Linked DNA regions of Homo sapiens: regions 1, 2, 3, 4 and 6 are each linked to region 5. Evidence: chromatin contacts called from ENCODE Hi-C or POLR2A ChIA-PET data. All regions are on one chromosome and are shown on one strand. The core of a region is the stretch at or near the end of the contact, and the rest is flanking DNA. Distances in the headings are between cores, read along the strand shown. Region 1 holds the start of ARHGEF3 (Rho guanine nucleotide exchange factor 3). Region 2 has its middle 20 kb from the start of ARHGEF3-AS1. Region 3 holds the start of PDHB (pyruvate dehydrogenase E1 subunit beta). Region 4 overlaps PXK (PX domain containing serine/threonine kinase like). Region 5 holds the start of PDE12 (phosphodiesterase 12). Region 6 holds the start of ABHD6 (abhydrolase domain containing 6, acylglycerol lipase).

What was found. A loop is a pair of places that touch in the nucleus more often than their neighbours do. ChIA-PET counts read pairs that join two places held with the same protein, here RNA polymerase II (POLR2A). Pooled maps may share reads with other maps.
Region 1: a loop to region 5 is called in a pooled map, with 5 times the contacts of the local background. The contact joins the promoter of ARHGEF3 here to the promoter of PDE12 in region 5. A Hi-C loop is called at or near these places in 10 of 50 pooled maps. POLR2A ChIA-PET finds 5 or more read pairs at or near these places in 2 of 52 experiments (activated CD4-positive, alpha-beta T cell and activated naive CD4-positive, alpha-beta T cell).
Region 2: a loop to region 5 is called in a pooled map, with 16 times the contacts of the local background. The contact joins the enhancer-like site here to the promoter of PDE12 in region 5. A Hi-C loop is called at or near these places in 1 of 37 single-sample maps with no recorded cell type and 8 of 50 pooled maps. POLR2A ChIA-PET finds 5 or more read pairs at or near these places in 1 of 52 experiments (H1).
Region 3: a pooled map shows a loop between it and region 5 (6-fold over the local background). The contact joins the promoter of PDHB here to the promoter of PDE12 in region 5. A Hi-C loop is called at or near these places in 1 of 37 single-sample maps with no recorded cell type and 9 of 50 pooled maps.
Region 4: a loop to region 5 is called in a pooled map, with 4 times the contacts of the local background. The contact joins the enhancer-like site here to the promoter of PDE12 in region 5. A Hi-C loop is called at or near these places in 1 of 37 single-sample maps with no recorded cell type and 2 of 50 pooled maps.
Region 6: a loop to region 5 is called in a map of CD4-positive, alpha-beta T cell, with 4 times the contacts of the local background. The contact joins the promoter of ABHD6 here to the promoter of PDE12 in region 5. A Hi-C loop is called at or near these places in 1 of 168 maps with a recorded cell type or tissue (CD4-positive, alpha-beta T cell), 1 of 37 single-sample maps with no recorded cell type and 10 of 50 pooled maps. POLR2A ChIA-PET finds 5 or more read pairs at or near these places in 1 of 52 experiments (activated T-cell).

Annotation. Positions count from the first base shown.
Region 1 is chr3:56,799,911-56,804,202 of GRCh38, reverse strand. ARHGEF3 (Rho guanine nucleotide exchange factor 3) reads left to right here and starts at 2,254. Exons shown (of 10, transcript NM_019555.3): 1 at 2,254-2,500. The coding sequence starts at 2,405. RefSeq lists a silencer at 2,085-2,254.
Region 2 is chr3:56,917,368-56,922,035 of GRCh38, reverse strand. It overlaps a transcript of ARHGEF3 not described here. Among named protein-coding and RNA genes, the nearest start is that of ARHGEF3-AS1, 20 kb to the left of the region's middle. Within about 2 kb of position 2,740, at least 3 of the 41 ENCODE cell types and tissues checked have a DNase peak (open chromatin) inside an H3K27ac peak, as active enhancers do.
Region 3 is chr3:58,431,302-58,435,575 of GRCh38, reverse strand. PDHB (pyruvate dehydrogenase E1 subunit beta) reads left to right here and starts at 1,744. Exons shown (of 10, transcript NM_000925.4): 1 at 1,744-1,808; 2 at 1,892-1,945; 3 at 3,592-3,699; 4 at 3,783-3,845; 5 at 3,948-3,983. The coding sequence starts at 1,767. It overlaps LOC107986092 (a long non-coding RNA gene), which reads right to left and starts at 1,981. Exons shown (of 4, transcript XR_007095933.1): 1 at 1,334-1,981. RefSeq lists enhancers at 117-726, 1,769-1,988 and a silencer at 1,469-1,708.
Region 4 is chr3:58,347,377-58,351,588 of GRCh38, reverse strand. The region is part of intron 1 of PXK (PX domain containing serine/threonine kinase like); the gene reads right to left. Among named protein-coding and RNA genes, the nearest start is that of PXK, 17 kb to the right of the region's middle. RefSeq lists an enhancer at 1,804-2,083. Within about 2 kb of position 1,653, at least 9 of the 41 ENCODE cell types and tissues checked have a DNase peak (open chromatin) inside an H3K27ac peak, as active enhancers do.
Region 5 is chr3:57,553,257-57,557,640 of GRCh38, reverse strand. PDE12 (phosphodiesterase 12) reads right to left here and starts at 1,367. Exons shown (of 3, transcript NM_177966.7): 1 at 1-1,367. The coding sequence starts at 1,261. It also overlaps a transcript of DNAH12 not described here. RefSeq lists enhancers at 434-603, 1,094-1,873.
Region 6 is chr3:58,235,799-58,240,441 of GRCh38, reverse strand. It overlaps ABHD6 (abhydrolase domain containing 6, acylglycerol lipase), which reads right to left and starts at 2,650. Exons shown (of 10, transcript NM_001320126.2): 1 at 2,526-2,650. RefSeq lists silencers at 2,409-2,898, 2,909-3,078 and an enhancer at 2,300-3,239.

The DNA.
Region 1 (4,292 bases), core at 1,005-3,504, 750 kb after region 5:
GAGAGATGATCATTTTAGGGCTGGGCATGGTGGCTTACACCTGTAATCCCAGCACTTTGGGTGGTTGAGGCAGGTGGATTGCTTGAGCTCAGGGGTTGGAGACCAGCCTGGGCAAACATGGCAAAACCCTGTCTCTACAAAAATACAAAAATTAGCTGGGCACACTGGTCCAGGCCTGTAGTCCCAGCTACTTGGGAGGCTGAGGTGGAAAGATCACTTGAGCCCAGGAGGAGAAGGTTGCAGTGAGCCAAGATCATGCCACTACACTCCAGCCTGGGCAACAAAGCAAGACCCTATCTCAAAAAAAAAAAAAAGAAAGAAAATATGATAATTATAATATTTTAAAAAACTATAATTTCCCAAGAAGTGCCATGAATGAAGGTATTTTTCTTTTTTTCTCTTGAGACAGGGTCTCACTCTGTCACCAGGCTAGAGTGCAGTGGTGCAACCATAGCTCACCACAGCCTTGAACTCTTGGGCTCAGGAATCCTCCCACCTCAACCTCGGGATTAGCTGAGACTACAGGCATGCACTACCATACCTGGCTAATTTTTAAATTTTTTTGTAGAGGCAGGGTCTTGCTATGTTGCTTAGGCTGGTCTTGAACTGTTGGCCTCAAGCCACACTGCTGCCTTGGCCTTCCAAAGTGTTGGGATTACAGGTGTGAGCCACTCTACCTAGCCATCTTTTCTTTTTTCTTTTCTTTTCTTTTCTTTTTCCTTTCTTCCTTCCTCTATTTCTTTCTTTTTTTCTTTTCTTTTTTATTTTTTCTCAGGGTCTCTGTCACCCAGGCTGGAGTGCAGTGGTATGATCTTGGCTCACTGCAACTTCTGCCTCCCAGGCTCAAGTGATCCTCCCACCTCAGCCTCTGGAGTAGTTGGGATTACAGGTGTGCACCACCATCCCTGGCTAATTTTTTGTATTTTTTTTGTAGACACAGGGTTTCACTGCTGCCCAGGCTGTATTTTTCTTATAAAAAATTTTAAAACATGAGCTATAAGCTTAAGTCCCTTTTGTTCACTATCTTTAATTCTTTAAACCCAGGTGCCTCCCTTCAGCCACAGGGGAACTGGTAAAAGCTTGCTGTGGATTCTTGTAGACAGTGTTCAATGCTATTTACCCACAAATATGTCTTTATAGAAAATATATGATATTCTTTGGTAAACTTGTATTTTTTTTTAACACAAATGGTATTGTATTATGCTTAGTCTGCAATTATTTTTAAACTGAGTCTAATACATTGGAGATCTTTCCATGCCACACCCATAGACCCATCTCCTTTTTCACTGCTGCTAAGCGGTATTACACAGTGAAGAAAGTTTATTTAAGCACTCCCTATTGATGGATATATTACCATTGTTTCCAGTTATTTTTTATTTTTTACTGCCCCAGACAGGGCTGCTGCAAACAACCTTAAGATCAATCGCCTTCTTGGGCATTTATAATGTCATTGTTTCTCCAAAAAGGATCCAGAAAGGTGTGGTAGTGCCAGGTCATCCATGCACAGCTTTATACTTGAAGGACACTCTGTCAGATTGCCCTCGAGTGTCAGGCAGCCTCTGAATATGCTAGTCAAATTTAAAAGTTGGTGCAAAGTGGGAAAGGTCTCGAGGGAATTTTCCGGGGGTGGTGGAAATGTTTCGTATACCGACTGTGGAGGTGGTTATACGGGTGTTTACATTTGTCAGAACTCAACAAACGGTACTCTTAAAATGGGTGCATTTTGCCATTTGTAGATTATATTCCACTGACATTCATTTAAAAAACCAAACAAAAACAAAACAAAACAAAAAAAACGTGCAGTGGCCTGGGAACAGGGTAAGAGAGAACACCACCCCTTTCTAATGTGGGCTTTTAAAACGCTCGCTTTTCCCCCCAGGCTCCTTCCTGCCTCCAGGTGTCACTACAGCCTCCTTTCTCCCCGTTGCCCGGTTTCGCCCCAGCCTCCTTTCTACCAGCAGCCTTTCACCCGGAGAGTGCCAAAGAGCCCGAAAGGAGCTATCATGGGGTCTGCCTGCCCCGCAATCGCGGCCCACGCTCTGCGGGGGCGCCCGGAGTCGAATACCAGCGGGGAGAGAGAGGTCCCTCTCCACCCGCGGGACCGCCCCACGCCCCTCGCAGCCCCAGGAGGTGTCCGCGCTGCGGCACGTGGGCCCTCCCGGCAGCGTGGGGCGGTGCCGAGCCGGCGGCCCGCCCCCTCCCCACCCATCAAGGCGTGGCTGGCACGGTCCCGCCCACTCGGCTCCGGAGCCCAGTCGAGTCCTGCCCGGCTAGAAGCCGGCTGTCGGTCTCCGTGTCGCCGCCGCCGCCCGGCATCGTGGAGCTGGGGCCCCCTTTTGCCTGGGAGTTTTGTAGTCGCCTAGGGTCAGCGGTGACATCCCAAAGGGCAGGCCCGGCAGCCGCCATGGTGGCCAAGGATTACCCCTTCTACCTCACGGTCAAGAGAGCGAACTGCAGCCTGGAGCTACCCCCGGCCAGCGGTCCGGCCAAGGACGCTGAGGTAGGGCCGCGCCCTGCACCTGGACCTCTATGGGTCATCTGCCTGTCTCGTCTGCCTCCATCTCCCATTCTCGGCGCCCGTCCAGTGTCACTGTCTCTGTTTCCATCTCTCACTCTCCGTGTGTGCCACTTTCTCTCTCTACATCTCTCCCACAGTCTTCTTTGTGTCTCCCCGTCGCCATCTCTCACCCTGTCTCCTTTTCTCTCGCTTTTTCTCTGTGGACCAAGCACTAGCTGCCTCCTCTCTCCCTGTCCCTCTACCTGCCGGTCTGGGAGCAACTGCCTCCTTGCCTTTGCAGGGCTCTCAGACTGTCCATCTTCTGTCTGGACTCTCAGAGGGACTTTCTCCTACTGTCAGCAAGCCCCAGTGTCAGGGAAGTGTCAGCAAGCCCCAGTGTCGCTACCCTTTAAGCGAGTTTTTTTTGCCTGGGTTGTGAGAGCAGAGGGACGTACCAGCCCTCTCACCTGTCAGACTTGGCCTTGCAGCCCTTTGGCAGCAAAAACAGGACACAGCGCCTCTGCCTATCACCTGTGGCCAGTGAGGGTCATTCAGCCGGGGGGCTGGGGCTAAATGAGTAAATTGGAGTGTCTCCCACATGGATCTTGAAAATGAATTAAAGTCCTTAGGGTCAATGGAAAGCTGCCTTGGAACATTGGAAACATTTCTCTTTCTGGGAACTTTCCTGTGCCTTGCGGGCGATGTGAAGGAGTGCTCCCAGGTTATGTTTAGTCTGCCTTTTCCTCTTGCGTGTTATTTCTCTGGCACATAGCTCACTGGCCTTAAAGGTTGGGTTCAGCTGGAGGAGAAAGCATCCCTCTCTTTGAGGGTCTTAGGGAATACAGTCGCTTTCGCTAGATTACAGCTTTGCTGTGGTCAAGCTGCGGTGGAACCCACAGGACCCAGCTAGTCATTGCCGCTCATGCGTGTATCTGGGAGCTTTCCACTCTCCCACACCTCACTCTGCGAACATCAAACATCACCACCACCACTGGGGAAAGGCTGAAGGCAGGTGTGCATCCGGCCTTGTCACAGCATTCTTGAGGTTCCACCCACTCGCCTTCCTTGGGTCTGCTCAGCTGTATGCACTTGGCTCACTGAATCATGTATATTCGGGAGCACACCATCAAAGATTCATTTCCTCTAGCAAGAGCTGCTCCAGGCTGACAGGACTCCAAGCAGTCTCTGGTTGTATTCAGCTTTCTATACGCTGAGCACAAACTAACTTCTCCCTCACTCAAACCCAACCCTACACTCCAGCTCAGTCGAATATTATCACAAAGAGTTTTTGTTGCCAGCAGCTGTGAAAGTGTGATGGCCCTAGTGGCATTTGCATAGAATTCAGGTTGGTCAGGCCTGGAATGGATATAATATTTTTTCAGTGGGAACTTCCTAATTTAATCAACATAGGAGCAGCGCAATTGGTGCCCACTCAAACTCCACTTGTAAGGAAGAAAGGCATAACCAATAAATTAATAAATTGAAGTGGGCCAAAGAAAAGAATAGTGAGGATAGCTGAGGACTCTAACCAGTCCCTTCCTACTATTACTTAGTCCTGTGTTTTTGAGTAGTTTAGCTAAAGGCTTAGGTAAAACTTGCCTGCTTAATTTCATTTTATTCTTATACATAGAATATAGATATGTCTATATATCACAAATATGAAACTTATCACATGTCAAATATTAATTTTCTTCATTGGTAGCTGGATCTAGACTATAAAATATGACTTATTTTCCTCGTATGGGGATATCCTGATGTGAGAAATAAGGAAGGGGTTGGAATAGTTTTGGAAATA
Region 2 (4,668 bases), core at 1,491-3,990, 640 kb after region 5:
AAATAATGTGAGGAATCTGGTTATAAAAGTTCAGATTTGTTTAGAGAGAATAAAGACAGAGCTCAGGCGATTGCTTGTAACAAAACCAGTAAGATAAGCACTCAAGATTAGCCATGACTAGCAATCGTTGAGACTTCCATGTTCCAGCATCATTTATTTTTAGTTCCTGTGTTGAAACCATAGATGAAGACTTTTCTATTTATTCATTCTTGACCTTGAGCAGCCAGGTCTGCTCCCACATTCTTCTCATCATTTTATAATCTTGTTGAGCTGGGATACTAAGCAGGGCTCTCCAAGAGCATCAACATTTTCAAATGTTCACAGTCTCTTGAGTTGAACCACCTTGAGTCCAATAGGCCTTGGCCTGGGAAAGTGTCTGGACACCGCTGCTCCATTTGTCTAGAGTTCATGGTGAAGCAGGCAGAGGAATTGTTCAGGTTTTACTTGGATTAACCACCCTTCCAGCTTTGAGGAGTAGATAAAGACATTCAATAAAAGTGCATGACTGTGAGCAACTCTCAGGCTCTAATTTGATATTCTTTTTATTTCTCACTGGCTTGCTGTGCTTTATGCCTCCCTGATAACCTAGTAACACCCAAATTTTGTTTTTCCTTAGTGTTACCTGAATTTGTTTTTGAATTTTTGTTTTTCCTTAGTCTTACCTAAATTTGACAACAGTCTTAGAAACCTAAGATCTGAGAACTAATAATCTTATGATGTTGGAACCTTGGGTAAGCCAGTGTGCAATATATTATTTTAATTTGGTCACGGCTACCATCCCATTTGAGATTTTTTCCAACCTTTTTTTTTTTGGTCTTTTTTTTTTTCTTTTTATGGAGAATAGGGTCTCACCATGTTGTCCAGGCAGGTCTTGAACTCCCGGGCTCAAGCCATCCTCATGTCTCTGCCTCCCTAACCACTGGGATTACAGGTGTGAGCCACTGCACTGGCCCATGAGTTTTTTTTTTTTTTTTTTTTTTTGAGATGGAGTCTCGCTCTGTCACCCAGGCTGGAGTGCAGTGGTGCAATCTCGGCTCACTGCAAGCTCCGCCTCCCAGGTTCACATCATTCTCCTGCCTCAGCCTCCTGAGTAGCTGGGACTACAGGTGCCCGCCACCACGCCTGGCTAATTTTTTTTTGTATTTTTAGTAGAGACAGGGTTTCACCACGTTAGCCAGGATGATCTTGATCTCCTGACCTCGTGATCTGCCCGCCTCGGCCTCCCAAAGTGCTGGGATTACAGGCATGAGCCATCGTGCCCGGCCTTGGCCATGAGATTTTTTTACTACCTATTTTTAAATTCAGTTTGTGGAATTTTAAAATTTGAAGTATCAAATGGGGTATGTTTAAAGACCTTGAAATTCCCTTTCCAACTGTAAGATTTTGTGACATTTCTGGCTTGTTAAGTACAAATAAGAAAGACATTAAGGAACCAGGATAAAGTTCAAATGGAAAGAATCATCGTTGCTTGCCAACTTTTAATGAAGAAGTAATTCTGCTAAAATCTAAATATTTTATTTTATGTAAATGAAATTCTCACAACCCTGACGAGTATGTTCCTTATAATATCTTTGGTAAGGAAATTGCTTGGAACTTCTCAACAGAAAATACCCTCAGATATATCGAACAAGAACACAGGAAACATGGTTCTGGTTCTAGTGATACCATGACACTTTTGGTGACACCTTAGTTAGGTCCCAGTTTTGGTGCTAATCTCTTTAGAGCCCAACAAGAGGGGTTGTTACCAGTTTGGTTATTTAACCAGCTGTGGGAAAACAGGGTTCATCTTTGCATCGTAGGCACCCTATAGGTAGTTTCCTGTGTATAAATATATGATTCAACTCTATATACTGAAAGAAAAATACCATACCCTGAAAACCTATGCCCCCAGAATTTTGTAGGTTTTTTTCCCCCTTTTAACATTTCTCTCCAATCTATGTAGAATTTATGTTGGATGAGTATGAAGAAGGGCTTTAAAATGAGGCTTTTCATTCCAAGAGGCAAGTGAATTGTCCCATTGTTAGCGATCCTTCTCTAGTGGTTTGTGCTCTAATATGTCAGATTCTTGAATATCCCAGAGCAGGTTTCTCGCTGTGTCTTCTGAGGGCTGTATGCTTGTAGCAGGAGCTCTGAAGTAAGCTTGCTAGGCCCCACTCCTGACCAACCTCACCACCTCTAGGCCACGTGCCATGGGTAGGCGTACACCACCTTTTTGAGTCTCAGTTTTTTTAAATCTGCAAAAAGAAAGATAATAATAAGGCCTACTTTGGGACTGTTGTGAGGATCACGTGGGAAAATACATGGTAAGTGCTCATATTAAAACATAAAAAATCCTTAGTCGCTGTGGTTTCAGTAATTGTGGCTGTATGATATGTTAATATCCACACACAGGTGCACTTTCATCATGAGTTATCAACATTGGCAGAGGTAAGAGGAATGGACAATGAGAAGTGACATTTCAAGTGTATCTTTCGTATTTGCTAAATGTCCACAGGGCAGGTGGCTAAATGAGTTAATTTCCTTCCATACCATAGCATGCTCTGCAGTAAGAGGTCAAAAATGTGCGTGACAGGGAAAGATGCCCTGGATGTTAAATGAAAAAAGAAGCAAGTGGTAGAACAATGTTATCATTCTATTTTTGAAAAAAATAAGATGTTACACCCAGCAACTCGTGTTTTTAGACAGAAGGAAATGTCTGGAAGGATTACCACCAGAGGGTGCAAACTGGTGGCCCCTGGGCCAAATGTAGCCAGCAACTGTGTTATGTGGCCCATACAGTACTTCTTATGGTGATGAATAGTTGCCAGCATTTACAAATTGAGAGATTTTACATAAAACCCTGAATTTCAGGCTTCTATTGAAAAAATTAGAATGTCTGCTCACCCTGGATGATTAACCCCTTAGGAACCCGAAAAGCTGGAACTGACCTAAGACAAAAACTCTCAGTGGTGCCCCAGTGCCCACCTGGCCTTTTCTTTCAGGTACCTGACCCCTGCTCCTAAATCCTTTTGGGTTTATGAACCTCTGTCTACGTCTGGCTTTTTAACACCAGTGCATCCAGCAAATGGGATCGGGATAGAAAAAAAAGTAGGGCCTTTGGGAAGACTCACTTTTTACTTTATATACTTCTTTGTGGTTTGAATGTGTATACTTCTGTGTGGTTCGAATGTGTGACAGTGATGCTATGTTACTATTAAAATGTAAAAACCAATACATAAACATGTTTGAATACTTAGTAGTATCCTAGATGCCATAGAGAAGACTCCTGTTCCTTTTGATATCCCATTATAAAGCTCAAAATGAACGTGGACCTTGCGGATCAGAGCCTCTTACTATTGAAATTCTCCTCTTGAAGTGCCTTCTTCATGGACCCATTTCAATCCGGGAGTTCTTGCTTCTGGTCAGAGCAAGGGCATCAGAGGAGACGGCCGTGCCCTGTTTTTGCTTCCTTTTTGCAGGCTTGCATCCCTTTCCCCTGCCAGGGCATCTGTTGGCCCTCTCTCTGCCCCTCCCTGCTCCACTGCTACCTGCCCTGGAGCCCCTCAAGTTTCACCTCTTGCACGAAGTGCTGCAGCCCACGGGTTTCAGTTCTTCTTTCCCATTCAGTCAGCAGCCGGAAGTTAGGTTGAATCATTCTAGGATTTGTTCATGTGAATGTTTCCTTCCTCCTCTCCAAAGAAATAAAACGTACAATGCCCTGGTCGTCTCACATTTCCAGTGAATCCTTACTGGGGTGAGGCTGGCCTTGGCTGCTGGGACTCCTTGAAGTGGCTTGTCAGAAAATACTCCAAGAGAGGAATGGCTGGGTGATGGAGCCTCCCGCATTTCCCAGGGCACTGTCTTTCTTCATCGGCTGAATTGTCCCCAAAGCTAGCTAATCTCAAGTTGTTTACAGGCTTGTTCAAATTTAGGACCCTTCCTGTGTAGGAGGCTGGAACAAGACGCCTTAGGAATACCTGCCCTTACCCCTCCACCAGCCACCACTTAACCAGCTTGCTTTGTGGGGAGTCAGGCTTTAGGAAATAGGGAATCCCAAGGACAATCTGAAACCCACCTCTCAGTGGACACTGTCATTTGATCTGACACTCATTACCGAGTGCTTCCAGGTGCTAGCTCCATGGTGACCCAGATGCTTGCCTGAAAGGCGTAAGGCTTTTTACAGTGATTTCACTTCCTCCTTTCTCTAAGCAGGTGTGATTCCCTCACACTTTTTGAAGCAAGACCCAAGCCTGTCAGTTCAGCTTCCAGACCTATTAAAGTACTTGGTGTCTTCCAAAATACCCTGTAGTTCTGCACTGCCTTGCTGTTGAGTTTGCCAGTTCTTTTGCCTAGAACACCCATCAGAACGCTGCCCATGTGTCTCTGGCTCTGAGAACCCTTCTCAGACTTTGTCCCCATGAAAATGCATTTGCCAAGCTCACTTATTTCCTGGACCCCTCAGCACTTTTTGCAAATTTCTGGCAACGTGAATGGAAAGAGCCTGCTTTCTCATAAAAGTCTTGGATTTAATCTCCTTCTGTTAGACCGGAAGCTTGTTGTTCAAATGAACCTGCTGTCTTTGCTGGGTCCCCAGACTTTACTCAGGCTTGAGACAGAGGAAGGCTCTTAAAAATCCGTGCATTTGTAAGAAGGCCCCAGGAAACCCTGGGCTAAATCTTAACAGCTAAA
Region 3 (4,274 bases), core at 495-2,994, 880 kb before region 5:
GGCAGAGGTTGCAGTGAGGCCCACTGCACTTCAGCCTGGGTGACAGAGTGAAACTCCATCTCAAAAAATAAACAAAAATACACTCTTACTTCCCCAGCTCCTGGCACTTACACTGCCCCAGGCTCCTCCCTTACCCCATCTATCCATCCAGCAATGACAAAAATCCAAAATTTTCCTCTGCTCTTCCCTAGCACTTACAGCATTCCTATTGATTCTAGCCCAAATAGATCTCAAAACTGTCCCCCTCCTCTCCATCTGGAAGTTGCCTCCTAGTCTGCCTCTGTTGCTGCCACAGACTTCCCAGCATCCGCCTGTTCTGCCTTTGCCTCCACCCCCTCCCATTCCCAGTCAGCAACCTACTGGAAGTTGCAAATTCCTAATTTGGCAGCCTGCAGCTGTGATCCATAGAAGGGAATGTTTGGAATGTCTTGGGGATGGGTGGAGACTGGGTGCTCAATTGTCCCATCTGACCCCCAAGGGCCAAATTAAGACTAATGAGCTTCCAGAGGTTGTCCCTATGGCCAAGTGTTTGGCACCTCCCCATAAGGGAGGAGACCACCCCTCATATTGTCTTATGCCCAATTTCTGCCTCCAAAGAAAGAAAAAGTAAAAACTAAAAGGCAGAAATGAAATCCACAAACAGACAGCCTGGTGCCACACCCTGGGCCTGGTAAAGATCGACCCCGACCTAATCGGTTATGTTAACTATAGATTACAGACATTGTATAGAAAAGCACTGTGAAAATCCCTATCCTGTTCCAGTCTAATTACCGGTGCTTGCAGCCCCTAGTCACATACCCCCTGCTTGCTCAATCAATCATGACCCTCTCACGCACACCTCCTTAGAGCTGTGAGCCCTTAAAAGGGACAGGAATTGCCCATTCAGGGAGCTCGGCTCTTGAGACAAGAGTCTTGCCCATGCCCCTGGCCGAATAAACCCCTTCCTTCTTTAACTCGGTGTCTGAGGAGTTTCGTCTGCGGCTTGTCCTGCTACATCCATAGGGCCGCCCTTCTCTAAAGTTGTTGTAACCTTCCCCCAAGCAGGAATCCACTTCTGCTTTAGGAAGCAGTGGGAAAAAGACCATGCTTTAGAGTCAAGACAGTCCTAAATTAAAATATCGGCTCATTTAATCAATTTCTGCTTCAGTTTAACCGTCTTCAAAATGGAGATAATAATAACACTAATTACCCAAGTGGGGTACTGTGAGAATGAGCTATACAGCACATATCTCAATGCTTGGCTCACAGTAGGTGCTTAATGCAATCAATGAAAGCTATGATGTGCATTATAAGGAATCAACAGACAGCACTGTCCAGGGAAGACTAGACTCACTCATGAAGTGTTAAGTTCCCCATCAGTAGAGCGTGTGCAAGCACTTCTTGGTGCCCAAAGGATTCCAGCACCCACAACAGGTTGGCCTAACTCTTAAGGTCTCTCCAGCTTCCAGAGATCATGCTCCTCAGGGTCTGACTTCTAGTCCCCACGCTTCAAGTAACACCGACCAGGCACGTGTGCCCAGCGTGCACCCCGCCTGTCGGTCACCGCCTACTGTCAATAAAGTTGATTTGAGGCGGCTCCAGGCAGAGGGGCACGGCCACCCACACGCCACCTCAGCCCGGCCCCGCGGCCCCTCACCCGGTGGGCGGGTGGGCGGGTCACGCAGCCGGCGCGCCTTGCCATTGGCCCGCGCCGGTGGAGGCGGGGCCTGCTCACGTCTGCCGGCCCCTCTGTTGTCGTTTGGCAGCGGATAGAGGACACGACCAAGATGGCGGCGGTGTCTGGCTTGGTGCGGAGACCCCTTCGGGAGGTAGGCAGCAGCGCGCGGCCTGTATTCCCACGCGACCCCTGCCCACCCTGCGTCCCGCCGTCATCTTCCTCTCTCCCTGCCAGGTCTCCGGGCTGCTGAAGAGGCGCTTTCACTGGACCGCGCCGGCTGCGCTGCAGGTAACAGGCGCGGGTGCTCGTCGGACGAGGGCGGGGAGGGTCCCCCCTTCTCTCGGGAAGGAGGCCGGAGTCGCGCCTGCGCTGTGGCCTTCCGGCGCCGTGGGCCTTGGGTTTGCGGAGCCAGCATCCTCCGTGGAGCTCCTGCTGCCTCTGTCGCCGCCTGGCAATTAGCACACCGGCGAGTCACCACCTCACAGCTGGCTGGGCAATGGGGGAAAACTAAGACTAGGCGTTTCCTCCCTCACTCCATGTTTTTTTCTTTAAATTGCAGCAAAATAGACCTAACTTAAAATGTACTTTTTAGAAGTGTATAATTCAGTGGCATTAAGTACATTCACCATGTTGTACAACCATTAACCACCATCCATTTCCAGAACTTTTTAATCATCCCAAGCAGAAACTGTCCATTACTCGGTAACTCCTCATTTCCCTTCCCCAAACCCCTGGTAACCCCTGTTGTACTTTTCTGTCTTTATGAGGTTGCCTATTCTAGAACTTCTTATAAGTGGCATCATTTGTCCTTTTGTGTCTGGCTTATCTCAGCGTAATGTCCTCAAGGTTCATCCATGTTGTAGCATGCGTCAGAGTTTGATTCTTTCCTAAGGCTGAATAATATATATATGTATATTTTTTTGAGATAGTCTCCCTCTGTCACCCAGGTTGGAGTGCAGTGGCGCGATCTCAGCTCACTGCAACCTCCACCTCCTGGGCTCAAGGGATTCTCGCGCCTCACACTCCTGAGTAGCTGTGATTAGATGCCGGTGCCACCACACCGGGCTAATTTTTGTATTTTTAGTACAGACAGGGTCTCACCATATTGCCCAGGCTGGTCTTGAACTCCTGGCCTCAAGTGATCTGCCTGCCTTGGCCTCCCAAAGTGCTAGGATTACAGGCATGAGCCACCTCGCTCAGCCCGACATTTTCTTTTTTTTTTTTGAGACGGAGTTTTGCTCTTGCTGCCCAGGCTAGAGTGCAGTGGCACTATCTCAGCTCACTGCAATCTCTGCCTCCTGGGTTCAAGCAATTCTGCCTCAGCCTCCCGAGTAGCTGGGATTACAGGCACCCGCCACCACACCCGGCCAATTTTTGTATTTTTAGTAGAGAATGGGTTTCACCATGTTGGCCAGGGTGGTCTCGAACTCCTGACCTCAAGTGATCCACCTGCCTTGGCCTCCCAGAGTGCTGGAATTACAGGTGTGAGCCACCGTGCCTGGCCTTGTTTTGTCTATTGTGAGTAATGCTGCTGTGAACATTGATGTGCAAGTATATGCTTGAATCCCTGCTTTCAATTATTTGGGGCATATACATAGAAGTGGAATTGATGGATTGTATGTTAATTCTCCTCTCCTTCCTTTTTTTAACTAGATTTTACCATTCATTATATTAAAAGAGCAACTCCTACATTCTGGATGCAAAGTATTTGGCAGTACTTGGCACCTAGTGAGCACTCAGTACATTAACACATGCAAAGACCAACTATGTGTAATAGAAATGTTACTTTTAGAATTCTTTGAGTTTTTAGAGAGAAGCTTGTTCTAGTGTTTTTATATTGTATGCTGTGGGCAGCCTAGGTAAATATAAAGGAAGAAAATCTTAGTTGAATCCCAAACAATTCTGTATTGACTGTTTTTGCATACCTGTGACAGGTGACAGTTCGTGATGCTATAAATCAGGGTATGGATGAGGAGCTGGAAAGAGATGAGAAGGTATTTCTGCTTGGAGAAGAAGTTGCCCAGTATGATGGGGCATACAAGGTAACTAAAATATATGAAAGTTATACAAAATTGAGGTCACTGTTACCCCCAGATACACTTAAGGGATCAACTCTTAATTGTAGGTTAGTCGAGGGCTGTGGAAGAAATATGGAGACAAGAGGATTATTGACACTCCCATATCAGAGGTAAGCCTTCCAGTGGGAAGCAGACCCTGGAGGGCATGTCTGTTAGTGTCCATTATCCTCATTTTTATGGATTTTCACTTATGTTTATATTTTACTTTATAGATGGGCTTTGCTGGAATTGCTGTAGGTGCAGCTATGGTATGTAATACTCTTTATGAAACTTATCCAAAGACATTTCTTGTTTTCTTTTTTTTTCTTTTGAGACAGAGTCTCACTCTGTTGTCCAGCCTGGAGTGCACTGGCACCATCTCAGCTTCCAGGTTCAAGCAATTCTCCTGCCTCAGCCTCCATAGTGGCTGGGGTTACAGGTCGCGCCACTGTGCCTAGCCAATTTTTGTGTTTTTAGTAGAGATGGGGTTTTACCATGTTGGCCAGGCTGGTCTTGAACTCCTGGCCTCAAGTGATCCGACCGCCTTGGCCTCCCAAAGT
Region 4 (4,212 bases), core at 404-2,903, 790 kb before region 5:
AACATGATACTTTAAAATAAGAAATCCTGGCCAGGCACGGTGGCTCACACCTGTAATCTCAGCACTTTGGGAGGATGAGGCAGGTGGATTGCATGAGCCCAGGAGTTCAAGACCAGCCTGGGCAACATGGTGAAACCCTGTCTCTACAAAAAATACACACACACACACACACACACACACACACACACACACAAATAGCTAGCTGTGGTGGCGCACACCTGTAGTCTCAGCTATTTGGGGGGCTGAGGCGGGTGGATCACTGAAGCCCAAGAAGGATCATTTAAGCCCAGGGAGATGGAGGCTGCCGTGAGCCGTGATTGCACCACTGCACTCCAGCCTGGGCGATAGAGTGAGACCCTTTCTTGGAAAAATAAAATAAATTAAATAAGGAATCCTGAGTAATAAAGATTGAGATCATCTGAGCTTGGGTAAGAGCCTGGTATGTTATCAATGATAAATGCACCTTTTTTCCTTTGACAAGGGAGCTTTTGGTCATTTTACTACTCATCAGTACTTTCTGTGCTGGGGAGACTGGGAAAACAGAAGATGAAAGTAAAGTAAAGGAGCTCTTCTACTTGTAACAGGGCTGCTAAAGCATTTAGTGGGAGAGAAGCTTGAAACTATAGGCTGAAGTCAAGCTAGAAGTCCCTACTGGTTTTAATAATGGTCACCATCACTTAGGATAACGTACATATAAATCTATCCTTCCTACTCTGAGAAGGTTGCTGTGTCATCCTGAGACACTAGCTCCAATTTCATAACCAACTGTGGAAGTGACCACAGTACACATGCCATGCAGACACATATCTTCAGAGAGGGAGGTATAACTGCTCTGCTTATGGGGCACTTACTCTCTGCCTTCTAGCCCTCAGTTTACTCCATCTCCCAACAATGTCTGAAGGGAGGCGTCACTACATCTCTTATACAACAAAAACCCTGAAGCTCAGAGAGGGTAGATGCCTTAAACAAGGGCGCACCACTAGTATGTGATGAGAATAGACTCCACCCCAGGCCAGTCTGACCCAGGGGCACAGCGGTTCCTACCTTCTATGCCCTTGGACACAATACTTTCACATGCTCCAAGGACTCATTTTGATGAACAGAGTGCAGCTGGACAGGCAGAACCAGTCTATCAAGTCAGGGGGAAGCTGACAGGGTGAAGGGCAGAGTAAGGACAAGAACCCGGGCCTGGAGAATATGAGTTACTATAGCAATAGAGCTCTCAGAATACCACAACCACCTGGTTTTAATACCCCTATACTTTGCAGCCTACCTCCTACTACATGGACACAAACTGCTGGAGCTGAATGTAATGTGAGCACCACCTAGAAGTTATGTACAAGTAAGAAACTATTTTTTCTCCAAAATGTTAAGCAAGCCCCATAATGTACATTAGGCAGTTAAGAAGCAGTCGAAAGGAACATTTTTATAAGAACATGCCTAAAGTGGACATCAGGTTTATGTGATCCTCAGCAATTTGAATAGTAGTTAATTTCAGTTGTACAAAAACGGAACAGGGTCCTCCACAAAGCTGTTTTGCTTCTACACTGTGCTCCTGTTAAACTCCCCAAGGTACTAATAACGGTTGCACCTCAGTGAGCTTCCTTCCTGTGTGTTACTCTTAAAAACCACAGAGGCTCTGGGACTCAGTAGTCACAAAACCCCAATGGCTGCAGGGCTAGCAGGTTCTATCCGTTAAGCTCAGTCTTTCTCAACCAGTTCAGCAGTTTGAAGAGAGCAGTGACCTAAGGCTTGATATCCAATATGGTAGCCACTATGCACAAGGGACTACTGAGCTCTTGGAATGTGGATAGGGTGACGAAGGGACTGAATTTTTAGCTTAATTTTATTAGCCTAGTGGCTAAAATACTGGATAGTGTGCAGTTACAGACTGTTTATTTGCAGGTATAAACACAGATATTTATGAAAATGTGGCCAGGTGCTGTGGCTCATGCCTGTAATCCCAGCTCTTTGGGAAGCCGAGGAGGGTAGATCATTTGAGGTCAGCAGTTCAAGACCAGCCTGGCCAACATGGTGAAACCCCGTCTCTACTAAAAATACAAAAATTAGCCAGGCGTGGTGGCAGGAGCCTGTAATCCCAGCTACTCAGGAGGCTGAGGCAGGAGAATCGCTTGAACCGGGGAGGCAGAGGTTGCAGTGAGCCAAGATCACATCACTGCACTCCAGCCTGGGCGACAGAGTGAGACTCCGTCTCAAAAAAAAAAAAAAAAGATATTTATGAGAATGAAAGCATACTAAACATAGTGTGTTATGACTTGCTTTTTCTCTCACTTAATATAACATGGATCTCTCTCCATAACAACACATTTGGGATTTTATTTTTAATTTCTTTTGGAGATGGGGTCTGGCTCTGTCGCCCAGGCTGGAGTGCAGTGGTACAACCATAGCTCACTGCAGCCTTGAACTCCTGGGCTCAAGTGATCCTCCCACCTCAGCCTCCCTAGTAACTGGGGCTACAGGCATGAGCTACCATGCCTGGCAAATATTTTTAATGTCTGTATCTCTGCTGCCTAGTAGCCACAAGCAATATGTGGCTACTGAGCATCTGATATGTGGCTAGTCCCAATTGAGATATGCTGTAATTGTAAAATACACACCAGATTTCAAATACTTTTATGACAAGAGGAATGCAAAACATATTAATTAAAAAAAAGTACAGACAGGGTCTCACTCTGTTACCTAGGCTGGAGTGCAGTGGTGCAATCATAGCTCACTGCAGCCTCCACTGCCTGGGCTCAAGGGATTCTTCTACTCAACCTCCTGAGTAGCTGAGACTACAGGTATGCCACCACACCTGACTTTTTTTTTTTTTTAAGTTTTGTAGAGACTAGATCTTGCTATATTGCTTAGGCTGGTCTCGATCTCCTGGCCTCAAGCAATCCTCCCTCCTCAACCTGCCAAAGTGCTGAGATTACAGGCATTAGTCACTGCACCTAACATAGTAATAATTTTTATAATGATTCCATGTTGAAATTATAATATTTTGGATATATTGGGTTAAATATATTATTTAAATTAATTTCACCTGTTTCTTTTTACTTTTTTAACATGGCTACTAGAAAATGTAAAGTTACATATGTGGCTAGCATTATACTTCCATTGGACAGCACTGCCCTAAGGCCTCTGTCGTATGTAGTGAATTAACTCCATCCCTATGCAGCCAGAATGGAAGAACTGAGAAAACGGTCACACAAATCATTGTCTGGTTCTGTGGTTCAGAAGGAGACCACTAGCTTGTCCTCTTTCAACCAATGCTTAGTGGAGCCATCAATCAGGTCCACCACTCTGTAGGCCCTGACAACAGATCAGCTTAGGGATGGCTGCCAACTCTTACCTCTTTCATTCAAAGTTCACTAGTCAGCTGGGCACGGCAGCTCACACCTGTAATCCCAGCACTTTGGAAGGCAGAGGTAGGTGGATGACTTGAGGTCAGAGTTCAAGACCAGCCTGGCCAACATAGCAAAACCCCACCTCTACTGAAAAGACACAAAAATTAGCCGGGCACGGTCTCACGCGCCTGTAGTCCTAGCTACTTGGGAGGCAGGAAAATCACTTGAACCCGGGAGGTGAAGGTTGCGGTGAGCCAACTTCACACCACTGCACTCCAGCCTGGGCAACAGAGTGAGACTCAGTCTCAAAAAAACAAAACAAAGTTCATTAGCCTCATAGAAACCTTCAATCTTACTCTTTTTGCACCTCATTTTCTTCAACTACAAAACTGGGATAATAACTAATGCAATTCAAACTATCATGAAGGTAAAACAAAAATCTAGAAAAGTTTGGCAATTTCTTATAAAGTTTAGCCTATCACTCAGCAATTCCATTCCTAGGCATTCACTCAGGAGAAATGAAAAAATATATCTACACAAAGACTTTACCCAAATATTCATGGCAGCTGTATTTATAATAGCCCCAAACTGGAAATAACCCAAATATCTACCAACTGGTGAATGGATAACAAATGTTAAATCCATACAATGGAATACTACTCAGTAATAAAAAGAAACATATAACATCATAGAAGAATTTCAAAGCTTTACGTTAAGTAAAAGAAGCCAGACCAAAAAAAGACTATATTGTATAAGATTCCACTTATAGATGACATTCTATTAATAGAAAGGATTAAACAATAGTAACAGAAAGCAGATCAGTAGTTCCCAGGGACCAGAAGGAGGGCAGGGTCTGCAAAGG
Region 5 (4,384 bases), core at 118-2,617:
ACAAAACTAGTTTCTCCAGCAGTTCTTTGTGAAGTGGGTCGGACTCGAGGGCTTCGTAGAATGAAATGTCATGCTGGCTAAGAAGGCTGAACTTAGACTTTCGGTAGAAAGTGGCCAGGCCTTCGTGCTGCTTGATTCGAAACACCCCCTCGAGCCCGAAGGCCTCTAGGGCGGGTACCAAGCTGTCAGAAAACACTGCGCGGTCAACCTCCTGCAAACAGATGACATCGGCGTTGTAGCCGGTGAGTTCCTTCTGGATAAGGTTCTGGCGGTAGTCGAGCTCCAGGGCGTAGGGGGCACAGTATGGGTACAGAACCGTTCGCGAGAACTCAGTCTGCGCGTACGTGTCTGCCAGGATGTTGTAAGAGACAGTGCGGATGAGAGCGTCCTCAGTCACCTTCTTCGTGTAGAGATGCCGGTGGTCAAAAGTGCAGGTGCCAGGCCCAGCCTCTACCACACACACACTTTCCAACTCCCGGCTGTGCCCAAAGCGCTGCCCATCGCCTGGGGTGCAGTGAAGCTTGAGCCTTAGCCCGATGTCGGCATTGGACGGGGTGTAGACACGCTCCTCCACATCAGTCTCAGTCCAAGAAGAAGAAGGTGAGGAGGGAGACAATGACGAGGGGACACCGACCTCGGGCTCCGCCGCTCCGGGCTTGGCTTCCTTATACCAGCGGAAAAGGGAGCTGGCGGGATCCCCAAATTCGAGGCTGAGTTTGGGGCACACAGGGAACCCGGCCATGATGTAGCGCGGCAACTGCAGTTCGGTGAAGGCGGGCGGGTTGCGCTCCACCTTGTACTTAACATCGCCGATCTGCAGCACCGCGCCGTCTTGCCAGGCATCCACGTTGAGCACGTCCTCAGCCACTGCCTCTTCCCGGTAGTACAGCTTCACCACGGGCTCGCAGAACACAGCCGGCTCAGGCCCCGGCCCTGAACAGGCCGCACCGCCGCTAGCATTCGGCCGGCTCTTCCTGCTCTTCTTGGCGGCGGCCGCCTTAGCGTGACCCTTTAGGGCATTGGTAGCGATGCGGCTGAGGACTCGACCCAGCGGCTCGCTCTGGTCGCGCTGCATGTTCTTGTGGCTACCATCAGCCAAAGCGAATGACAGGCTCAGCTTGGGTTCCGAAGGTACGCAGCGCACTACAGCGCGCTCCATCGCTCCCGCCGCTGTCTGGCTCCCCGCTTCAGCCCGGCTCAGCTTCTCCACCGCCGTCCGGATCACCCGAAGCGCGGCGCGGGCGCCTGGGAGCCTCCACATGAACCTGGTGGCCTAGCGGTCGACAAGACCCGCGGCCGATCAGCGGCCTACTGTCAGGTGGAGCTGAGGAGCCGAGGCCGCCGGCTTTGACTCATTCAGATCTCGCGACTTCCGGCTAGCGAAGAGAGGGAATGAAGTGCTTCCGACTCGCACTTTCGCCTAGCGCGTGGGCACGCATGTCTGTAATACTCTGAAGATTAATTTTTACCTACACGATAGGTCAGAATTATAGGGAAGTGAAGAAAATATAAAGGTGTCAGAGGAAAATACTAGATTCCACGGTTTTGTCGAAAGTGCATGCTGGTGACGGGAGGGCATGCCCTCCAAGCCGGAAGTGGATAGGGTGGTGTCACGTGTTCCGCTTCGTTGGAGGAGGTGGACACCTGTCTTGGAATCTTGGCTGACCAGCTCTCCTCCCTGCGCCCGGGACTGGACTGCGCTAGGACGTGGAGGCCTCCACCCGGATTGCGAGCTTTACTCGCAGTGTGGAAGGTGTTGCCCATTTCATCTCCACAGCTTTGCCGACCCTGATCGCTCGTTTCGGTGGCCTGGTGGGTTCACCCCAGGCTGAGCCAGCGCCTACGCACCTCTGAGCAGAGCCTTTGTGGTAGTTAACAACGAACGATATACAATAACTCCGTTTAGTGAGCGCAGACTATGCGAGAAACGCTACACACACTATCTTATTTAAGCCTCATAGTTCTTATGAGGTAGGTCTCTTTATCCATCGCTTTACAGATGCAGAGTCCCGAGATATTACCTGCTCAGGGTCACACAACTATTAATTGGCAGAAAGAAATAGTACTGACAAACTGCGGAAGGCTGTTTGTTATTTTTTATTAGAGACAGGTTGTCACTTTGACGCCCAAGCTGGAGTGCAGTGGCCTGATCATAGCTCACTGCCCCCTCGAACTCCAGGGCTCGTGCGATCCTCCCGCCTAACCCTCTCAAGTACAAACAGGCAAGAGCCACCCAGTGTTTATTTTTAGTTAGTAAATAGGAAGACTCTATTTAGTTACTACATTTAACAAATAAAATTACAGGATCTCAGTTAAATTCAATTTCAGATAAGGAATAATAATGGGGCATATATTAAGAAATAGTTGTTTATCTGTTTATTTTATTTTTTTATTTTTTAGGTAGGGCCTTGCTCTTTCACCCAAGCTGGAGTGCAGCTGTGCGATCTTGGCTTACTGCAACTTCGGCTTCCAGAGTTCAAGCGATTCTCGTGCCTCAGCCTCCCAAGTAGCTGGGACTACAGGCACACACCACCACGCCCAGCTAATTTTTGTATTTTAGTAGAGAAGGGCTTCACCATGTTTCCTGGGCTGGTCGCGAACTCCTGGCCTCAAGCAAGCCCCCCGCCTTACCCTCCCAAAATTCTGGGATAACAAGTGAAAACCACCTCCCCTGGCCTAAGGAATCGTGCACTTTATTGCTATTTCTTTTAAAGGTCTTAAAGACGCCGGGCCCAGTGGCTCACGTCTGTAATCCCAGCACTTTGGGAGGCTGAGGCGGGTGGATCGCCTAAGGTCAGGAGTTCGAGACCAGCCTGGCCAACATAGTGAAACCCCGTCTCTACTAAAAATACAAAAAATTAGCTGGGCATGGTGGCGCACACCTGTAATCCCAGCTACTAGGGAGGCTGAGGCAGGAGAATCGCTTGAACCTGGGAGATGGAGGTCATAGTGAGTTGAGATCATGCCATTGCACTCCAGCCTGGGCAACAAGAGTGAAACTCCGTCTCAAAACAAAACAAAAAAAGGTCTTGAAGAACGAATGAATTGCTTTACCTGTAGACCAGAAAGAGGTCCAGTGTGATGAGTAAGGTGAGACCAGGGGAGAGTAGCAGATAAGAAAGATATGCATCCACCAAATTGTGTAGTGCATTCTAAGCCATAGTATGAAGTTCTGGATTTCTTCTAAGAGGGCCATTAGAGTTGTTTTGCTTGCAATTATGGAAAAGCTTTAATTTTCATTTTCTTGAAAGGGGAAAAGCTAAAAACATTTGGTTTTAATTGCAAGAAAAAAGGTGTTTGATACTGTAATTGTCATTGGCCTCCATGTAATTATTTTTTTATTTTTTTATTTTTGAGATGGAGCCTCACTCTGTCACCCAGGCTGGAGTGCAGTGGTGTGATCTCGGCTCACTGCAGCCTCCACCTCCCGGGTTCAAGCGATTCTCATGCCTCAGCCTCCCAAGTAGCTGAGATTACAGGTGTGCACTGCCATGTCTGGCTAATTTTTGTATTTTTAGTAGAGATGGAATTTCACTGTCTCTACTAAATATGTTAAAACGCCGTCTCTACTAAAAATACAAAAATTAGACGGGGTTTCATTATCTCTACTAAACATGGTGAAACCCTGTCTCTACTAAAAATACAAAAATTAGCCGGGCGCAGTGGTGTTCGCCTGTAATCCCAGCTACTCAGGAGGCCGAGGCAGGACAATCTTTTGAACCTGGGAGGCAGAGGTTGCAGTGAGCCGAGATCGCGCCACTGCCCTCCAGCTTGGGAGACAGCAAGACTCTGTCTCGGAAAAAAAAAAAAAAGAAATATCTTCAGAATTTAATTTAGACATTTTGCCTACATCAATTGGTCAGACAGATTTATGCTTTCTTTGCTAGATGTTTTAAAGTCATAAAACTGTTGCTTCCGTGATATTTTTAATACTTGCTTGATTTGTGTATAAGTTAAAACTATGAGGTCAGGCTGCGGGGCTCCCCTGAAACCTTGCACACATTTTGATATGAGCTTTTGTCTTTGGCTTTGGGCCTCTGGATTCTGAGATCTAGACAGGTGGCCATGGTGAAGCCTGGAAACGTGTGTGTCTGTATCACCTGGACTACCAGCTGCATGTAAAGCTGAGTGCAGTATGGCCCTGTCCTCCCTGGCGCAACTCTGCATCCTTATCATGTTGGGAGGGGTTGGAACCTCCACCATCATCTTCACAGCTTTATCCTCTGTACTGGGCTCTATACCTGGTATGTAAATCCAGGACACAGATGGGCTCTGCCCTTCATAGCTGTCCTGGATGCCACATGGATACTCAGGAACAGGGTGACTGGGGTTGGAGAAGGACAAAGGGATATTGGGAAAAGTGCCTCTGTCCAATATCTGAAAG
Region 6 (4,643 bases), core at 1,401-3,900, 680 kb before region 5:
CACGGTAATAATTGATCTAATCACCAAAATAACCAGGAGTTTCATAAAAAGTATGACATAGCATGCCAGGTGTGGTGGTGCACACCTGTAGTTCTAGCTACTTGGGAGGCTGAGGTGGGAGAATCACTTGAGCCCAAGAGTTCCAGGTCAGCCTGAGTAGGAAACACAGTGAGACTTCATCTCTAAAAAAAAAAATTTTTTTAAAGAATATGACATAGTGAAGCTGATTTCCAATCTTAGCTAGCCTACTAGGATAAACACTCATTCTTTATTTATTTATTTTATTTTTTGAGACTGGGTCTTACTTTTTCACCTAGGCTGGAGTGCAGTGGAGCAATCTCAGCTCACTGCAGCCTTGACCTCCCAGGCTCAAGCAATCCTCCCACCCCAGCCTCCCAAGTAGCCGGGACTACAGGTACGCAACACCACTCCCAGCTAATTTTTTTTTTTTTTTGGTAGAGATGGGGTTTCACCATGTTGCCCAGGCTAGTCTTGAACTCCTGGGTTCAGGTGATCCTCTTGCCTTGGCCTCTCAAAGTGCTGGCCACTTTGAGGTGTGAGCCCACCACACCGAGACAAAACATTCATGCTTGCCTTTCTTCCCTCCAAACCCAAAGATAATCTTTGAGTCTAACTTCTCGCCCCCAGGATAGACCTCACCCAACGCATACTGCAAACCAGGATCACCTCTAAGGACAATTTTTTTCTCATATCAAGTTTCAGAATTACTTCCCAGTTGCACAAACTGCATTCCCATCTTTTACTCTAGGTTTGCAGATGCTCACAGAATCAAAGGTCACACATTTTAAAAGCTAAAAAAACCAGAAGGGCACTTCTGTCTCTAACTACAAAGACAATGGATAATTTGGAGTTGACGAAAGCCACAGAATGTGTCGAAAAGGCAAAATAATAAAAATAATAAAAAGATGAAAATAGAGAAAGTCTCATAGGCCTTTCTGAGCACACAAAATGGTTAATTTCTGTAGAGTCAGTGTGAGCCATTTATTAATTATTTTTTTCCAGTAATTCAAGGTAGTGGTCAACTACCACTCTTCATAATAACAGCTGCTGCTTTCTGAGTGCTTAAAACATGCTGGGCCCTGTGCATTATTTTATCTAAATATTGCCACTACCCTTTAAAGTGGGTACTATTACCAGAAGCTGAGAGGCCCTTGCTGGTCTGAGAAAAACAAATTAGTGCTAGAAACACAGGTGATTAATTTCTGTTATTTCTAATTTCCTATATTATAACAATGTTCTTGATAAGAATTTGTTGAAATTGGGTAAAAAGTCTAGTGGTTCGAGGTCGGGTTGGGGGGGCGGTTGGGGGAAGGGGGTGGTTCTGAGGCCAGACTCACTTCGTGTCTTGGGAAGGTACCACCTCTGGAAGCCTCATATTCCTGCTCTCAGGAATGGGCACAGCGGTGGTACCTACCTCAAGGGGCTGTTGGGGAAAGTATGGCAGGTAATTCTTTTAAGGGGCTTAGGACAGGGCCTGGCACACAAGATTTGCTTATTCTATGTCAGCTATTATTCATTATAAACTACTTTAAACTCTTAGCCAGGTGGAGCCACTAGGGATTTCTGAGCAGGCGGGAGCAGCGGGGAGGGGGGCGGCGAGATAAATGAGGGCCTCCAGGTCCCAGCTGGAGTAAGACCCCCACTTTATTTCCTCTTCCTAACCACCCAGCTCCTGGGGCATACAAAGGGCTCAAAATACATATTCTCTGCATGCACAGTATCTAGACCCTCTGGCATCCTCCTCTTCCCCCACTCCCCCATGCCTCACTCTGTCACCTGGCCTCGCTGTGGGCTCAGGGGCGCAAACCCTGCACGTGCACTGCCCTGCAGCCGGCGTTACACAATCCGCATTTCTAAGGCAGCCGTGAAACCTGTGTCGCTGTAGGCGGGGGACCGCAAGTTGCCGGCGGGTACCTGGCTGGACAGCATCCTGATTCAAGTGTTTCGACACGGAAGGGGCGCAAGGGCACGGGAGCCGGGGCAGGCTGGGGAAAGGGAAGCTGAAAGGCTGCTGGGGGAGGGGAGTAGCGGAGCGAGATCTTGGGGACGGCGCGGAGGCGGCGCGTGACACGGAGCAAGATGCTATCTGGGTGGGCGAGCTGCAGTCCTTCTCCAGGAAATGGGGGAAACAGGGCTGCAGGACCCCAAAATCCTCTCGGCACTGCGAGGGGCGCCTAAGGGCTGCTGCGGGCGCAGGGGGTGGGGAGGCGAAGTAGAAAGAGGGTGCAGGTCCCGACCCGTCCTCACTCTGTCCCCCGGCTTCAAGAGGCTGGCTGGACCCAGGAAATGGGGCGCCGGGTTTCGGGCATCTCAAACCTATCCAGGCAGCGGGAGGTGGGGGCAGCGCCCGCGCGGGGAGCGGAGTGGAAAGGCAAGTGCAGATCGCCGACTCTTTCCACTCGATGCGCCGCTGCAGGGAGACACTGGGGGAGAGGTCACGGGGCCATCAGGGCGCCCCATCCCCCTAGGAGCGCACCACCGCCCGCCCGCCCGCCTCCGCTCACCTGACCAGCCTCAACCGCCTGGGTCCCGCCGCCGGGCCCGGACCCCGGCCCTCGGTCTCTAGCCCCGGGCTGGGACCTGCCGCCGGGCTCCTACCCGCGCCGCTCCCAGCTCCGGCGCCCAGCCCAGCTGGACTCCTTAAAGGCGCAGCGTGCCGGTTCGCGTCCTCCGACAGAAAAGCCGCCCCGCCCCGACCCGGCGCCGCGCGCTGTCCCCCAGCGGCCGCGCTCTGTTTGGGGGCTCCGGGGCGCTTATCCCCAGTTCCTCCGCGCGCTGCCTCACAGCGTTAAACCCGGAGGGTACAGTTAGCGTCTCGCACAACCCAACGCCGGCAACTGTCTCCTAGCACCCGAAAGCCACGGCGAGAGCAGGATCGCCTACAGAGGTACCGGGGGCGGAGCCCGAGCGCCCGGTCCCGCCCCCGCCCCCGCCCCCGCCCCCGCCCCGCCCCGCCCCGGAACGCACACGGTGGCGGGGCGCGGGGAGGGCCTCTGAGCCCGCAGAGCCACACACAGTTCCACATCCCCGGCCCGAATTCTTCCCGGCACTGTTTCACTTACTGAGCACCTACTGTGTGCCTGGCGCGGCTGGGCATTAAACCCGCCAAAGTGACTCAGGCAGGATCTCTGGATCTCTGCCCCGAAGGGCATCAGAGAGAAAGGGACAGGCAGGGGTTCTCAGGCAGCAAAGCAACACTGCTTGACATCGGTTGTCTCACGTAATCCTATGAGGTAGGCACTGGGGTCGACTTCTTTTCTCAGAAGACACCGAGGCTCAGGGAGGTGAGGGGCTTGCCCTGGATAGTCCAGGAAATGGGAGAAATGGGGGCGCAGGAGCCCCCAAATCCTCTGGACACTGCGAGGGCTCCACCCCAAGGAACACCGTAGGCGCTCATGCTCCCGCCCTGGCTCTCGGGTGTTTGGAGACAGTTGCCGGCGTCGGGTTGTGCGGGACGTCAGACTGTAAGGACTGAACTGGGAATTCCAACCGAGGATCGTCTGACTCCAAAGCTATACGGGAGAAATGGGCACCTGGAAAGGCCTTCGGCCACCTCTGGTTAAACCCCTGCTATGGTCGTTTCTTTCTTTTAGGGACAGTTAAACCCCAGCTTGGCCTGGCTACTCTTCCGTGTTTTCCATGTCTCAGTTTAGCTGCCACTTCCTCCAGGAAGCCTTCAGTAAGACCCCTTTGGGCTCACACTGCACTGTGGGCTTCTTTCATCAAAACATGTATTCGTTCATTTAACAGATATTTACTACACCTGTTAGGGGCCTTAGTGGCACCCAGATCTTCCTGCTGCACTGAGTGCTTGGCCTGCCACTCCAGACGTCAAGGGGCCAGGGCTCAGCAAGACTCTCTTGGCCGTTTAAATCCCCCACAAAGGCAGCCTTTGGGCCTCAGCCTGCCAAGGCCTCCACGCTGGTGGAGCCTGGCTGAGTGGTGCAGGTCCTGGGTTTTAAGAATAGGACACAGTCAAGAAGTCCCGGAGAAGTGGCAAAGGGGCATCTCTGAAGCCACTAGTGATCCCCATGCCTGTAAACCCTGCTCTGCAGGGCAGCTGGAATTCATCCGGAGTTTGGGACAGTCCCCCTGGCTTGGGCTGGAGCATTTTCCTTTAAATTGTTGGCTGCCTTATCACTTAGACTTCAATGGCTGCATGTGATTCACTTCAGGGAATGGCCCCCGAGTTTCAGTGGCAATTTATTCACCAAACAGCGGGTTGCTCAGTCCCACCTCTCTGGCTTTATCTCTCCTTACGGCTGAAGCAGAACCTTTCCAAGCCAGCAGTCCACCAACATCCCCAGAGCAGGTCCACAGAGATAGCACAAAATGTGGGGATTAAATGTCCTTCAGTCACTACTGGCCACCTATTGGATTAGCATCTTGGACTCAGGAACATTCACCAAAACAGGAGTCCAGGGGGTGAATAAATAGACAATGAAATTGATGAATGACTTCCTGGAAGGCCCCAGCCTAGAAGCCATCAATACACCTGGTATAAAGTTTAAAACAATTGCTCCTTAGTCTTTTAATTTTCCCTCTCCAAAACCTTAAAAATGGGTAGTTCATCAGTTTGGTGGGTTTTTTATTTAACTCACAGCCTGTGACCCTGGGCGTCT